Linked DNA regions of Mus musculus: region 2 is linked to region 1. Evidence: chromatin loops called from intact Hi-C (ENCODE). Cell type or tissue: gastrocnemius. All regions are shown on one strand.

Region 1 (2,500 bases):
ACACTGTTTTCACTACGCGGTTATCTCTCACAAACTTTGCAGACACTAACTATCCCAGATATGTTTTGCAGATTTTTCCATTTCGGAGATTTGGGAAGCGTATATTTGAAAATGGCAGTTAACGATAAATCTCAGAATAGATGTTTATGTACCAAATTTCTCCAATTGCATAAATCTTTGTGGAAGTTAGGACCAAATTTGAATCAGACTTGTACATTAAATAAAAGGCTTACTGTACCACCTAAATACAACCTTCCCCAACCCAAAAGTAACAGAGAAGATGGGAATCTGGAAGAAAACACATCACATAATTAATTAGAGAAGTCCCCACTGTGGTGCTTTTTTGGGTTTTTATTAAGTCCATTCATACATTACAAGCTTCTACATTAGTGTCTGGAGAATTTATTAGGCCTTCAACTCTGTATAAAACTTCGACCAACTAAATTGTCTATTTGATAATTAGTTTTCAAGTGGCACTTGCAGGTAAACAAGAAACAAACATTTCAACTAACTTTCGCTGTCAATAACCTGCAGGTGAACTGGAAAGACTAAAAATCCTGAGTTTGGCTGTGAGAGAAACTCAGTGAGACAACTGCGGGGTAGAGAATTATAACCCCACATGACCCCACTACGCATCTAATAATGACCCTTCTGTCACTACCAAGAGACACCCAGTTCCCTCTCTCAGGAGTGTGCATACTTACCCTGGAAGGTAAATGGGAGGCACACAGGAAGGAAGATGAACTGCAGCAAAGCCTTTGTCAGACGATAGTGACCTATAGGTAGCAAATAAAAGCACATCATCAGAATGGGAAGGCTTTCCAAGAGTTCAATGAGGGAAGGGCACAGCTCCATACCAACCCCTTGCCTGTCTCCACCCTCCTCCACGAAAGAGCAGCAAGGGCAGTAAGGGAAAGCATCTTTGATTATTCAAAGGGGGTGGGGGCAGCCCAGCTGGCATTCCTGGGTCTGCCCAGAACCTTGCTTCCTACTCTGTCTGTACAAAGCAGAAAGTTGATCTGTTCTGAACAGCAAAGCCCACACCACGATCATTCATCAACTTGCACAAGTGATCACCACCCCCTGGGCAAATACACCGGTAACCAAATCGGTAAAGATCGATAGGCACTCCGTGCCTCCCTCTGCCCAAGAGCCAGGCAGCCTGGAGGAGCAACCGTAGCAGCGGGTCCAGGTATCGCAGCCCTCAGCGCTGCAGACCTGGGCGGCCACAGCCAGCTCCCAACAGCCTGGCTGGGTCACAATTCTGAGACGGAGATCGGAGTCGACCTGGGGAAACAAATTCTCCACAGCCCACGACAGCAAGCTCAGGCCACCAGGTCGGCGAGGTCGGGGTGGGGGAGGCTAGGAAACGCCGAGGGAGAAGGAGAGAGGGAGGGATCCCGGGAGCCCACCCAGGCTTTGTTGCTGGTCACCATCAACTTTGCATCTTAGTACAAAATGTCGATCTTTAAGGCTGACAAGACAGAGGCAGAGGTAGAGGGAGAAAGAGAAAGGCAATAGAGTCCATCTTGCTTTGGGGAAGAGGGGGAAGGAAAAAAATGAAGTGCAAACCCTACACTCCGGGCGTAAAAGTCTTCTAAACACCTTTCCAGAACGTAGGAGCAACGAGTGGGGTGTCCCTGTGCCCGTGCCCGCTCGAACTGGCGGCGGTCTGGGGGGAAAAAACGCCTCCTTCGCCTCCTCTTCCTCCTCCTTCCCCTCCTCCTTCTCCCGTTCCTCCTCCTCCCGTTCCTCCTCCTCCTCCTCCTCCCGCGGGCCCCGGCGAAGATCCCGCCGCCGCTGCCTCTGCCGCCCCCCAGGGAGGCACCGCCGCCGCCCGGCCCCGCGCTGCCATTCCAGCCTTGGACCGCGCGGCGTGGCGCGCGTGGGGCCGGGTGCCGGGTGGCCGCCCGGAGATGTCCGCTGCGGGGACCCCCGCGCCCCCTGGCCGTAGACTGGCTACAAAAGTCGCGCGAGCAGAGGTGGCGGCGGCGCGCAGGGGAGAGGACGCGCGTGGGGAACCCACGCCGCGAGTGGGCAGCCCCAAGGGATGGCCGAGAGCGCCCCTCCTCGTGCAGGGAAAGTACCCCAGTCCCCGCCAGCCAGCCCCAGGAACAGCAGCCCGGCGTCCACGGCCGGTAGACGAGAACTGGACGTGTCATTAGCAGGACAGGCAATGGTTTCAAAGCCCCAGGCCAATGACCATTAGCCGAGGCAGAGCTAGCTCGGTCCCCATCCCCCACCACCTCCACCCACCTCCCCCTCCAGCTACCTCCCCCCCCCACCTCCACCCCACCTCGAGAAACTTTTCAACAAGATCCACCTGGGCTAATTTGTCCTCAGACAGTTAAAATATTGACTAGACCCTACACACTGGGAAGGAAGGGGAATGCACGCTTTATTTTCCTTTCTGTAGAAAGGAAAGCAAAAAATAGCTTGTCTCTGTGTCTCTCCCTCTCCCCCCCCCCTCCTCTGTCGTACATGTTGTGTCTTAGCTTTT
Region 2 (2,500 bases), 170 kb before region 1:
CTTTAAAATTAAGCTAGAAACTTAGGTAAACATTACAAAGTGTCTTTATAAAATTTTAATAAAAATAGGTGTACATGATATTTGCAATGAAATACATTATCATTTAGGCATGTTTACTGACATAGACCTGGAATACTACTACCTACTTGGAAAGCTGAGGCAGTAAGTAAGATACCAAGTTCAAGATCTGTCTGGGCTATAGAAAGACAGCCTGGGAAATTAATGAGATCCTGCTTTATGGGGACAAAAGGTTAAAAAAAAACCAAGATAAACAAAAACAAACTAAGGCCTTGGGATACAGCTCAATTTAACAGCAGGAACTGGTTCTGGGAACTCTGTGACATCACAGAGTAAGGACTGCTATGACATCACTTGGTAATATGATTTTATGGGATGCAACATGCATGGAGCCCACTGCTTACTGCTGTGTCAATGTCATTATTCTGACTTCAGATTCCATGAAGGGAGAAGTAATGACTCTTGGAGGAGGCAGCAGACAGAGCAGATATACAATGTATATTTACTTGTGTGTGAGTTGGCAGTAAAGTACAACAAAGGCTGCCCAGTGGCTAACAGTGCAAAACTAGAACCACTAAACCTGCATTTTACTGTAGTGGGCCATGTCCCTTCCCAAAATCTAGGTCCTTGTGAAACTGTACCCAATAAAGTACAATGGAAACGGCATAGATTTAAGAACCTGGGAGAATGGGAGTCTACTACTTACTTGGTGACTTGTTCCCTGAACCTAGTCCGAAGACAGAAAGAAGCACCAAGACAACAGTAGACAAAAACAAGGAGGGCAGGAGTTGTAATACTAAGCAAAGCCAGCAGCATGAGAAGACAGAGGGAGAGCGTTCCCCAAATCCTAAATTTTGACTTAGCTGTAATTTTCAATAAGCAAGGAAGGGAAATAATACAGTTATAAGAAAAACTAAATAGCTGATGTAAATGTTTATCTAGAAAAAATTAAGGTAGAGTAAATTGCCCATTAAAATTTCATCAGAATGTATATATTCAAAGAAGTAATTTACATGTGTAACTGTGATTCCATGTCACCAAGGCAAATATGAATACCTTACTAACAAAGTAAAATTGGATATGATACCTGTTAGGTGTTCTTATCTAAAGATTACAGAATATAAAAAATGTGTTTATGATATGGCAAATATACATATGTATGAACAGAAAAATCTATACTTGTGAAAAAGAAGGTGGATTTCCTACAAAAGGCTTCTTTAGCGTCCCAGACTATGAATATTATGAAATATAAAATATTTATTATTTATGTAAATTAGTTAGTGAATGATTTTTTTTAATGGATCAACATTTATTCCTCAGCATCTATTCTTATGAATTAATGAAAATAAGTAAACAGTGGTAAAACAAGAAAAGAAAAAGAAAATAAGCAACCCTGTTTCTAGAAAGTCTCTGAAATAATACACAAAGCCACTAGGTGTTGCTATACACCCAAAAATGAAAATAGCTACAGGGATTTCAGTTTAAGCACACATTGCAATCTTCTCACACTCCATTGTCAGCCAGTTTGATTCAGCAATGATTCTCCGTAAGAAAAGAAGGGGAAAGATGAGTACAGTAGGAATGGCGACAAAGTAAGGGACAGGAGCAAATCAGTGAGAAATCTCAGGTCCAGCCTCTGGATACAAAGCATGACGGAGCCAGTTACGATCACAAGTGGCTTAGGAAGCTAAGTATTATCAAGGACTGTTCCCACTTTGCAGATCTCAAAGCACAATGCTTGGCACTGTGATAAATATACAGGCTACAAAGGAGCAAGTAAATACTGTAGATCAACCATCTATTCCTACTCTTGCTAGTTCAAATACTCACTTCTCATTCACTTGTTCAGGAAGCACTATGTACCATCATGGAGACTGATAACATTAAGAAGTTTAAATACCACGTGCACCCAGTGTAAAGCAGGAAATAGAATGATGGCTAAGGGATCCTGCCAGACCCTTGGTCTGTTTGCAATTCAAGTGAAGGGAAGAGCTACACTGCAGAAATGCAAGTGGAGGCCTATGAGAAGGTTCGCTGGGAGCACAGAGAAAATCCTTTACTCTCTGAGTACTTGAGTTGGAAAGCAAGGTGGACTTCCCCTCAGCAGAGTAGTGAGAGTGACAAGTTACGGCAGATGAAAATATACAGAAGCATATTCTTGCTGTGTTTCTGAGAAATGGTCACCTCGCTGGTGTGGGTAAACGATAAGACACCATGTGAGTGTAATGGGAGATGACTCTGGCTGACAAAACTAGGACTCAGTTAAGTCTGGAAATTAGGCTGGAGGACACAGAGGGCTAGCCAAGGGTCTTAGTTAGAGGAACAGCATGATGAGAGATATGCAGTTAGATAATTATGTCAGAGGCAGTCAGGACAACCTTGGCTGGCAGCGACTGGAGGCAGGAGACCAATTAGCAGGTAGGAGAAATAAAACTGCAGAGATATGGGGCTCCAATTAAGTCAGAGATAGCACTTGCCAGTC

Evidence for each region. A loop is a pair of places that touch in the nucleus more often than their neighbours do. Peaks named below come from ENCODE experiments on the same cell type or tissue, not always from the same donor. Only the 100,000 strongest peaks of a DNase experiment are listed, where the experiment ranks them.
Region 2: a loop joins it to region 1, with 2.4 times the contacts of the local background. A loop is called at or near these places in 3 of 42 quality-filtered maps.

Annotation. Positions count from the first base shown.
Region 1 is chr16:50,428,206-50,430,705 of GRCm38, forward strand. Bbx (bobby sox HMG box containing) reads right to left here. Exons shown (of 17, transcript NM_027444.3): 2 at 705-776. Among named protein-coding and RNA genes, the nearest start is that of Bbx, 2.9 kb to the right of the region's middle. In gastrocnemius, no CTCF peak of the experiment used is centred here; DNase peaks (open chromatin) are centred at 1,196, 1,898 and 2,080; H3K4me3 peaks cover 1,639 bases; H3K27ac peaks cover 1,369 bases.
Region 2 is chr16:50,253,237-50,255,736 of GRCm38, forward strand. All of the region lies in intron 7 of Bbx (bobby sox HMG box containing), which reads right to left. Among named protein-coding and RNA genes, the nearest start is that of Bbx, 180 kb to the right of the region's middle. In gastrocnemius, a CTCF peak has its summit at 1,457 (motif pointing right); no DNase peak of the experiment used is centred here.